2 separate regions of the Homo sapiens genome follow, and region 1 is linked to region 2. Evidence: read pairs that join two places in POLR2A ChIA-PET (ENCODE). Cell type or tissue: IMR-90. All regions are shown on one strand. Links, peaks and the distances in the headings refer to the core of each region. The heading gives the core; the rest is flanking DNA.

The links. Peaks named below come from ENCODE experiments on the same cell type or tissue, not always from the same donor. Only the 100,000 strongest peaks of a DNase experiment are listed, where the experiment ranks them.
Region 1: POLR2A ChIA-PET joins it to region 2 with 9 read pairs; 1 of 35 experiments calls an interaction of 5 or more read pairs at or near these places.

What each region holds. Positions count from the first base shown.
Region 1 is chr5:176,470,788-176,476,516 of GRCh38, forward strand. The region is part of intron 1 of FAF2 (Fas associated factor family member 2); the gene reads left to right. Among named protein-coding and RNA genes, the nearest start is that of FAF2, 25 kb to the left of the region's middle. In IMR-90, for the core only: no CTCF peak of the experiment used is centred there; a DNase peak (open chromatin) is centred at 2,974.
Region 2 is chr5:177,009,948-177,015,676 of GRCh38, forward strand. It overlaps a transcript of UIMC1 not described here. Among named protein-coding and RNA genes, the nearest start is that of UIMC1, 6.0 kb to the left of the region's middle. In IMR-90, for the core only: no CTCF peak of the experiment used is centred there; a DNase peak (open chromatin) is centred at 3,604; H3K27ac peaks cover 669 bases.

The DNA of each region.
Region 1 (5,729 bases), core at 492-5,491, 540 kb before region 2:
ACTAGCAGTGAGGTCAGGTAGTTCTCACACAATGCATTTAATGTGATGAAATAGTGTTTTTACCTTCATCTGGCAGTCTATTTCCACTTTTTCCCATTCTTTTTACTTTTTTAAAGCCACTCAAATTTAGCAATGAGGGATTATATATCTCTTGTTCTTTTTAGATAGATTTACTTTACCATACATAAAAATTTCTCACAAAGGCAAATAGCTTACCTCGTTCTTTGTAAATAACACCATAATTCCATTTGCTTAAGCCTATGAGTACACCTTAATATTTCTCTTCCACCCCCACATGTTTAATCTATCACCTGATCCTTTTGGCCCTACCTCTAAAATAAACCCCAAATATGTCCATTTTCTGTTTCACTGCTGTCATTCTATTCTATGCCATCATTCTCTTTTCCCTGGACTTCATCTATATAATCTTGCTGGTGTCTTGCTGTCTTTCATGCCTTCTACAATTACTTCATATGCAAACAGGAATGACTTACTTTAAAATGTGCATATGATCATGTCACATGTCACTGGCACTAAATTTAGAATGAAGGGTCTGGGTTAGTGATTCTCATCCCTCTCTGTACATTCTTTTTTTTTTTTTTTTTTTTTTTTGAGACAGAGTTTTGCTCTTGTTGCCCAGGCTGGAGTGCAGTGGTACGATCTCAGCTCACTGCAAACTCTGCCTCCCGGGTTCAAGTGATTCTCCTGCCTCAGCCTCCTGAGTAGCTGGGATTACAGGTGCCCACCACCATGCCTGGCTAATTTTTGTATTTTTAGTAGAGACGGGGTTTCACCATGTTGGCCAGGCTGGTCTCGAACTCCTGACCTCAGGTGATCTGCCCACCTCGGCCTCCCAAAGTGCTGGGATTACAGGCATGAGCCACCACGCCCGGCCTCTTTTTTTTTTTTTTTTGAGATGGAGTCTCACTCTGTCTGTCACCTGGGCTGGAGTGCAGTGGTGCGATCTTGGCTCACCGCAACCACCTCCGCCCCCCGGGTTCAAGCAGTTTTCCTGCCTCAGCTTCCCCAGTAGCTGGGATTACAGGCACCCGCCACTATGCCCAGCTAATTTTTTGTATTTTTAGTAGAGACGGGGTTTCACCAGGCTGGTCACAAATTCCTAACCTCGTGATTCGCCCCCCTCGGTCTCCCAAAGTGCTGGGATTACAGGTGTGAGCCACCATGCCCAGCCCCTATCTGTACATTCTCATCACCTGTGTTAAGTTCCCTTTCCCTATAGGAAATAAACATGACCTTTTCCTAGGCACTACCTTCAGAGAATCTGGTTAAATTGTTTGGATTGGAGGGTCCAGACATCTGTAGGGTTTTAATTTGTTTTGAGTTTTTTTTTTTATTTTTTTGAAACAGAGTCTCACTCCGTCTCCCAGGCTAGAGCACAGTGGTGCTATCTCAGCTCACTGCTTTCTCAGCTCACTGCAACCTCCGTCTCCCGGGTTCAAGCGATTCTCCTGCCTCAGCCTCCTGAGTAGCTGGGATCACAGGCGCACACCACCGTGCCCAGCTAATTTTTGTATTTTTAGTAGAGATGGGGTTTCACCATGTTGGTCAGTCTGGTCTCGAACTCCTGACCTCATGATCTGCCCACCTCAGCCTCCCAAAGTGCTGGGATTACAGGCGTGATCCACCACGCCCAGCTTGTTTTTGTTTTTTTTAAGCAGAGAACAGGGTCTTGCTATGTTGTTCAGGATGGTCTTGAACTTCTGGGCCCAAGTGATCCTCTTACCTTGGCCTCCCAGAATGCTGGGATTACAGGTAATGAGCCACTGCACCCGGCTTGTAGCATTTTTTAAAAAGTTCCTTCATACAGGCCCACCATGGTGGCTCATGCTTTGGGAGGCTGAGGTGGGAGGATTGCTTGAGGCCAGGAGTTTGAGACCAGCCTGTTCAACATAGTGAAATCTTCATCTCTACAAAAAAAAAAAAAAAAGAAAAGAAAGAAAGAAAAAAGAAAGAAAGAAAAATAGGGCTCATATGGTTCTTATACAGGTAAAATGGAAAAATATTGCCTGAAATGAATGATCTTTCCCCTGCCTACTTCTCAGACCTTATCTGTCAACTTGCCAAGCTGGTTCTGTCTCCAATGTTTCCTCCCTTCTTGTTTCCTCCCTCCTTCAAGTTTTGTTTTACTTTTTAAATAAACTTGTCATTAGGAGAGATTTAGATTAACAGGAAATTGTGAAGATAATATAGAAAATTCCTAAAAATCTCATGCTGAATGTTTCTTATTAACACCTTGCATTATTAGTATGGTACACTTGTCAAAATTGATGAACCAATATTGATACACTATTATTAACAAAAGTCCTTTCTTTATTCTGATTCTCTTAGTTTTTACCTGATACTCTTTTTGTGTTCCAGGATCCCATTTAGGGTACTACATGCCATTTAGTAGTCACATCTTAGGTTCCTCTGGGCTGTGACAGTTTCTTGAGCTTTTATTGTTTTTGGTGACCTTGACAGTTTTCAGGAGTACCAGTCAGGTATTTTGTAGAATATTTCTCAATTGATATTTGCCTAATGTTTCTCTCATAATTGGGGCTGGGATTATGGGTTTTTGGCAGGAAGATTACAGAGGTAAAGCACGATTTTCACTACATCAAATCAAAGGTGCTCTCAGCATGCTTTATCACTGTCGATGTTTTGGCCTTGATCACCTAGCTGCAGTAGCGTTGGTCAGGTTTCTCCACTGTTAATCCCCCTGCCCTGTTTCCGTTCTGTACTCTTTGGAAGGAAGTCATCATGCCTAGCCCATCCTGGGAAGGAATGAAAAGTTATGTTCTACTTCCTTGAAGGTAAAGGTAAAATATCTATATAAGTTACTTGGAATTCTTCTGCACAGGATATTTTTCTATTCTCCCCAGTTTATTTATTCAGCCATGTATTTATATCATGCGTATTTATTTTATTGCTAAAATTGTTCGAGCTTTAGTCACTGGGATCTTTTTCAGTTGACTCCTCTATCCTTTGTTTTTCTTGGTAGAGATGAGATCTTGCTGTGTTGCCCAGGCTAGTATTGAACTCCTGGCCTCAAGCAGTCCTCCCACCTTGGCTTCCCAAAGTGTTAGGATTACAGGCATGAGCCACCACTCCCAGCCTCCTTTATCCTTTTGACCACAAGATTCTCTAGGCACATCTTATATATTTCCGGCCCCAGTCCTAGAATCAGCCACTTCTCCAAGGAGCCCTGATTCTTTTTATTAGAGAATGGTATTAGAAACCAAGTTCTAGGCATTGGGTGTGCTTGCTACTGGGATGTTGTGGCTTGTAGGACCTTTCAGCTGACTGAGCAAGGGATGTACATGTATGTATACTAAACTAAGTTTTTCTGTATGCAGTCATCTGTATCTATATTAAGCTAAACATGAGTTGATGTTTCCAATTCTATCCATTACCACTCTATCCATTCTAGCCTTCTTCCTTTGGTTATCTGTCACCTCTCACTTCTACAGACAGAAAACTGGCTTTCATCATTCACCATCTTTTTACTTAATTGTTCAAATCTGGGATACATATGCAGATATAGTGGCTTCAGAATACGTATTCCCATGGAGAAAAACCTTATCAAGTAGAGAACAGTGCTTAAGTGTAGTTCCTGTTGCCTTTAGTCTTATAGACTTCATTTCCAAAGTTTCTTAGCACCCCCCTTCCCCCTTTGGTGAGGTTGTTTCACATATTTTCTAGACAATTAGATTCTTTTGTCAAAGTCTGTGTTCCATCCGGAGAGCCTCTGATCTCTTAAATGATTTTTTAAATTTACATACATTAAGGTTCACTCTGCTGTAAAGGTCTGTGGGTTTTTATCTGTCTCACAGTTTTTGCATATGTTGGCCTTCTGCCTGGAATACTCTTCCCAGATATTTCCCCATGACTGGCCCCTTATCTTTCATTCAGATCTCTGCTCAAATATTATCTCCTTGAGGAAGCTTTCCTTGAGCACCCAATCTAAAGGAATCTTCTAGAACAAAATGAAAATTTTGTTAGTGTATTTTCTTCAGTATGTGTGGTTTGTTTTGACCAGTCTCCATTTACTAGGATGAAAATTTAAACAGGGCAGGGACTGTATCTGTATCCTGGATATATAGTGAATGTATGTTGATATATGAATGAATAATCCTGTCCCAGGTGTGTCCAGCATCACTTATTTCTAGGGCATAGTTTTAGTACTGATCAGTAGTAATTGAAAGCAGGCTTGTTCAGTTGGGTTTCCAGCTCACCCTGCTTCACTACTTAAAAAGTGTTTTGGTTATAAATTAGGTTAAGTGTTTCAGTATATTAAAGATGGCAGTCACTCTGTTCTCTCCTGCAATGTTTATAACCATTTATTTAAGGTTATTATTATTATTATTGAGATGAGGTCTCTCTGTTGCCCAAGTTGGAGTGCAGTGGCGCAGTTTACTGCAGTCTTGACCTCCTCAGGCTCAGGTGATCCTGAATAGATGATCCTTCTTGAGTAGCTGGGACTACAGGCGCACCACCACACCCGGCTAATTTTTTTTGTATTTTTTATAGAGATGGAGTTTCTCTATATTGGCCAGGCTGGTCTTAACTCCTGGGCTGAAGTGATCCACCCACCTTGGCTTCCCACAGTGCTAGGATTGCAGGTGTGAGCCACTGTGCGTAGCCTAAAAGTTACTTTAGTGAGGGATTTATAATCTCTATTCCTACTTAGAATTACATATCAATACCAGCCGGGCACGGTGGCTCACGCCTGTAATCCCAACACTTTGGGAGGCCGAGGCGGGTGGATCACCTGAGGTGAGGAGTTCGAGACCAGCCTGGTGAAACCTCGTCCCTACTAAAAATACAAAAACTAGCCAGGCGTGGTGGCAGCCACCTGTAATCCCAGCTACTTGGGGAGCCAAGGCAGGAGAATCACTTGAACCCAGGAGGCGCAGGTTGCAGTGAGCCGAGACCGTGCCATTGCACGCCAGCCTGGGGGACAAGAGCGAGACTTCGTCTAAAAAAAAAAAAAAAGAATTACTATCAATACCACGGATTTCCCAGCTCGGCTGTACATTAGAATCAGCTGAGGAGCTTTAAGAACAAACACTGCTTCCTGAGCTCTTTCCTGACTTACTGATTTTCAGGAAAATTCTACAAATTTGTAATGTTTTAACAACCAGCTTGGCATCTAGTCAGAACATTTGAAGTTAAAAAACCCCAGTAACCAGGTATGGTGGCTCACGTGTATAATCCCAACACATTGGGAGGCCAAGGCGGGAGGATCGCTTGAGCCCAGGAGTTCAAGGCCAGCCTGGGCAACATGGTGAAATCCTGTCTCTACCCAAGAAAAATAGAAAAATTAGCCAAGTGTGGTGGCGCACACCTGTGGTTCCAGCTGCTCGGAGGCTGAGATGGGAGGATCATTTGAGAGCGGGAGACAGAGGTTGCAAGTGAGCCAAGATCGTTCCACTGCACTCCAGCCTGGACAACAGAGCCAGACAGAACCTGTCTTAAAAAAACAAAGCAAAACAAAAAAAACAGTGTATTAATGTAAAGTGAGATTTTGTGATAATATCTAGAGGATTTCAGCTTATAGCTATGATGACTGAAGCTTATACAAAAAGGTCCTTTTAACTTGGACTGATTCTTCTACGATTTAAGCCCATAGTGTGTGCCTGGTACTAGTGAATATTACAGTGAATTGTTCCCTGCTCTCAGAGAACTTACATTACACCCTCTGAGAAGGCAATAGAATGAATGTAAAT
Region 2 (5,729 bases), core at 493-5,492:
ATTGCTTGAACTCCAACCTGGGTGACAGAGTGAGACTCCGTCTCAAAAAATTAAATTAAATTTAAAAATAAAAAATTATACAGATGCCGTGTGGCCAGAAAAAAAAAATAAGCAAACAAGTAGCCGCATGTGGTGGTGTGTGTCTGTAGTCCCAGCTACTCGAGAGGCCGAGGCAGAAGGATCTGTTGAGCCCAGGAGTTCCAGGTTGCAGTGAGCTATGATCGCACCACTGCACTCTAAACTGAGTGACAGAGTGAGACCCTGTCTCAGAAAAAAGAAATGAAACAGATCTACATGTATCATCACGCATAGACCTCAATACATGATATTAATTTTAAGAACCAAGTGGCAGGATAATGTAAGGTCCATGAGAATAGAAACTTTATTTTGTGTATTGCTGTGTCGTCAAAATTAGAACAATGCCTAGCACAGAGTAAAGAAAGATGAATGATATGCTCATTGTGATGCCATTTACGTAAACACACATATTCTTATGCAAATAATACCACATGTTTTTGAAGGTAGTAAATATATCTAAAAGTATTCCCATAGGCCTAGGAAGATACAGGGATATATAATAAACACATAATAGAGGATACTTTTTTTTTTTGAGACAAAATCTCACTCTGTTGCCCAGGCTGGAGTGCAATGGCATGATCTGCCTCCTGGGTTCAAGCGATTCTCCTGCCTCAGCCTCCTGAGTAGCTGGGATTACAGGCGTGTGCCACTGCACCTGGCTAATTTTTTGTATTTTTAGTAGAGATTGGGTTTCACCATGTTGGCCAAGCTGGTCTTGAACTCCTGACCTCAGGTAAGCCGCCTGCCTCGGCCTCCCAAAGTGAGCAACCGGGTCCGGCCAGAGGATGCTTTTCAAAAGGGGGCTGGAGGTACAAAATTGGGAGTGGACAAAAGAAACCTTAATATATCTGTAATGCTCTGATTTTATTTTAAGAACCACTACTGGGCCAAGTGTGGTGACTTATGCCTGTTATCCCTGTACTTTGGGAGGCAAAGGTGGGGAGATCACTTGAGCTCAGGAGTTCGAGACCAGCCTGGGCAATATGGCAAAACCCCATCTCTACAAAAAATACAAAAATTAGCTGGACTTGGGCTTGCACCTGTAGTCCCAGCTACTCGGGAGGCTGAGGTGGGAGGATAGCTTGAGCCCGGGAGGCAGAGGTTGCAGTGAGCCACCAAGGTTGTTCCACTGCACTCCAGCCTGGGTGACAAAGCAAGACCCTGTCACAAAAAAAAAAAGAAGAAAAGAAAAAAAGAACCACTACTGTGTAATTAAAAATGAATAAACTATAAGCTGGGCACAGTGATACATACCAGTAGTCCCAGCTACTCAGGAGACTGAGGTGAGAGGATTACTTGAGCCCAGGAGTTCAAGGATGTAGTACACTATAATCATGCCTGTGAATAGCCACTATACTCCAGCCTGGGCAACATAGTGAGACTACATCTCTATAAAAACATTTAAAATTTAGCTGGCTATGGTGGTGTGCACCTATAATCCCAGCTACTCAGGAGGCTAAGATGGGAGGATCCCTTGACCCCAGGAGTTCCAGGCTGCAGTGAGCTATGATTGAGCCACTGTACTCCAGCCTAGGCAATAGAGTGAGACCTTGTCTTTAAAAAAGTAATAATAATAATAATAATAATAAACTCTTAGAAGAAAACATATGGGAAAATCTTCATGACCTTAGATTTGGCAATAATATATTGAATATGACATCAAAAGCACAGGCAACACGGTGAAAAGAGTTCTGGAGATGTGTTGCGGGAAGTCAGGGACCCCAAACGGAGGGACCGGCTGGAGCCGTGGCAGAGGAACATAAATTGTGAAGATTTAATTTTTTTTTTTTTTTGAGACGGAATCTCGCTCTGTTGCCCAGGCTGGAGTGCAGTGGCACAATCTCAGCTCACCGCAAGCTCTGCCTCCTGGGTTCACACCATTCTCCTTCCTCAGCCTCCCGAGTAGCTAGGATTACAGGCGCCCGCCACCACGCCCAGCTAATTTTTTGTATTTTTAGTAGAGATGGGATTTCACCGTGTTAGACAGGATAGTCTCGATCTCCTGACCTCATGATCCGCCCGTCTTGGCCTCCCAAAGTGCTGGGATTACTGGCGTGAGCCACCGCACCCTGCTAGGGAGATTTTCTACATCCTGGTGACTGGCATCCAAATCTGTTTTTCCTGTCCTGGTTCCTAGCATCGAATCTCAATTGCCTACTTGACTTTTCCACCTGTTATGTCCCACATAAAGTTAAAACCCAGAACATTCACAACCAAATTTATGATCTTCCCCTCAAAATCTGTATATTTAACACATTATTTGTCTCTCTTAGTGACATTACTATCCACTCTCCCTCAAGCTATAAGCCTCCTAGACCACCACCACAAAGCCCCTCTCCCCACAGATTCAATGGGTCATGGAGTCTTACTGACTTCGAAACTGACTTCAGGGCCAGGCGCAGTGTCTCACACCTGCAATCCCGGCACTTTGGGAGGCTGGGTGGATCACTTGAGGCCAGGGGTTCGTGACCAGCCTGGCCAACATGGAGAAATGTTGTCTCTACTAAAAATACGAAAACTAGCCAGGCGCGGTGGCAGGCACCTGTAATCCCAACTACTCGGGAGGCTGAGGCAAGAGAATCACTTGAACCCAGGAGGTGGAGGTTGCAATGAGCTGAGATCGCGCCACTGCACTCCAGCCTGGGTGACAGAGCTAGACCCTGTCTAAAAAAAAGAACCCAAAAACCACACAAAAAGAAACCACACTGAATCAATGAAAAAAATAAATTATTCCATAATGATATTCAAAAAAGTAAAAACTCATTTGTGCCCATTCAAAGTAGATGTTTAAACAAGCTCTTACCTTAAAAATCAGTAAGGCAGGAGGATTACTTATGGCCAGGAGTTCCAGACCAGCCTGGGCAACATTGTGAGACCCCCATCTCTACAAAAAATGAATAATAAAACTAGCCAGGCTTGGTAGTATGTGCCTATAGTCCTAGCTACTTTGGAGGCTCAGGCAGGAGGATTGCTTGAGCCATGGAGTTTAAGGCTGCAATGAGCTATGATCTTACTATTGCACTCTAGCCTGGGTGACAGACGGAGATCTTGTATCAAAAAAAAAAAAAGGGCCAGGCACAGTGGTTCATGCCTATAATCTTAGCACTTTGGGAGGCTGGGTGGATCAGCTGAGGTCAGGAGTTCGAGACCAGCCTGGCCCACATGGCTCTACTAAAAATACATAAATTAGCCGGGCTTGGTGGTGCACATCTGTAATCCCAGCTACTTGGAAGGCTGAGGCAGGAGAATCGCTTGAACTCAGGAGGCGGAGGTTGCAGTGAGCTGAGATCATGCCACAGCACTCTAGCCTGGACAACAGAGCAAGACTGCATCCAAACACACACACACACACACACACACACACACACACACACACAAAGATACTTTCTGATCATAAGAGAGGAAACTTATTTACATAATGGAAGGTTTAAACTACCATTACCCTAATCCGGTGGTCAATTTAGCTTCACTTGGCGAATTAATCAGATATGATGTTATTATGTTCTTCAGATGCTACACAACATGAATCATGCAACATCTCCAAAGACGTATTCTAGCCAAAATATTTGACTTAAATACACCAAGTGTTTAGATATAACTTCCAGTTAAAGGAAACACAGCCAATAGAGATACAAGCTAAAAACCACAAGGAAAAAAGCAACCAATGCTTCTCAAACTACAGCACTTACACTATGATTTATTACAGCCAAAGGATACAAAGCAAAATCAGCACCTGGGATGAAGTCCAAAGGAAACTGGGCACAAGTTTCAAGAGTACCTTCCCAGTGGAGTCACTTAATTCCTCCAGCATCTAATTGTGACAACATTTGTGAAGTGGTATCTACCAGGGAAACTTGCCTGAGCCTAGGAATCCAGGGTTTTATCAGGGGTCAGTTACACAGGCTGCCTAGCTTACCACTCTGCCTAGTGCAAACCAAAGTTTCACACTCCCAGAAGGAAAGTAGATGTTCAGCATAAACTATATTGTTTGCACAAACAGTTTAGACTCAGTGAGCCACTTTTTTTCTTTTCTTTTTTTTTTTTTTTTTTTTGAGACAGAGTTTCGCTCTTGTTGCCCAAGTTAGAGTGCAATCTCAGCTCACTGCAACCTCCACCTCCCCGGTTCAAGCGATTCTCCTGCCTCAGCCTCCCAAGTAGCTGGGATTACAGGCGTGCAACACCATGCCCGGCTGATTTTTTGTATTTTTAGTAGAGACAGGGTTTCACTATGTTGGCCTGGCTGGTCTCGAACTCCTGATCTCAGGCAATCCACCTACCTCGGCCTCCCAAAGTGCTAGGATTATAGGCATGAGCCACTGTGCCCAGCTGCAGTGAGCCACTTTTATATGGAATTTGGAAACACTTCTGAAATCCAAGTTCCCAGATGCCAGCCAAAAGCCAAACTTGAGAGCAGACCTTTCAAAGGTCTACTATAGCCTCAAACCTACTATGTTAATTCTTTTCTGCACAATATGTAATGCTGTGGTTGAAACTTGGGGTGGAAGTTGAATGAGTTTGTCAAATGGACAACAGGAGATGGTAGAAGGACATTAAAGGTAATATTGGAAGGCTGAGGCAGGAGAATCGCTTGAACCTGGGAGGGCAGAGGTTGCAGTGAGGTGAAATCACAGTACTTCACTCCAGCCTGGGTGAAAGAGCGTTAACTCCATCTCAATAAATAAATAAATAAATAAAGGCAATGGGAATAGAATGAATAAAGGCAAAGGGGTGTGAAAGGATTCCCCAGTTGGAGAACCTACCACAGTGCTAAAGTTCATCCAGCAGGGCTTGGTACTTGAGAGAGTATTGGAAGTGGGTGGAAAAGGAAGTAGAATATACTGGGTCTCTTATACCACGTGACATTTTAACTTTATCCGGTAAGCAACAAGAAGCCATTGAAGTACTGCAGGTAAGAAAGGAGTATAGACCAGGCACGGTGGCTCATGCCTGTAATCCCAGCACTTTGGGAGGCCAAGGAGAACAGATCACCTGAGGTCAGGAGTTTGAGACCGGCCTGACAAACATGGTGAAACCTCATCTCTACTAAAAATACATCAGTATGTTAAATTATCAGAAAAATATAGCTTTTGGAATAAACTACATAGCTACCATTTACTATGTGCCAAGCAATGTGCTAAGTAGTTTACGGAGATTATATTAGTTAATCTTCACAACAACCATTTGAGGTGGGTATCATCTCCTCATTTTACAGATGGAGAAGCAGCCTCACAAATGTTAAGGAATTTACCTAAGATCACATAACTCATGCATGCAGAATGGAGCAATACATGTCAAGCTAAGTACCACACAGCGTTAACTGCTCAATTCTCAGAGATTTGTGGTTAATCCCCAGCCTGCTTGCCTCAGACATTGTCAGGGTTCAAGATATGACGGCTATCTGTTGCAGCTGGACTCTCTTCCTGATATGGCTCTGGACATACATCCCTCCAGCTCCAAGGGTGGCCCAGCGGGGCATGTAGAGTGGCTGGAATTCCCAAACTGTCACTGCAGTGATGAGGAGGAGCAACCTTATCTGTTTACTCTAACATGCTATACAGATATGCTCATTTTCTATGTGGACTATAATGGAGAAAAGGCTGGAAAGCATTACTTGACTCTAACCCAAAATCCTCTGTAAATCCCAGTCTGTG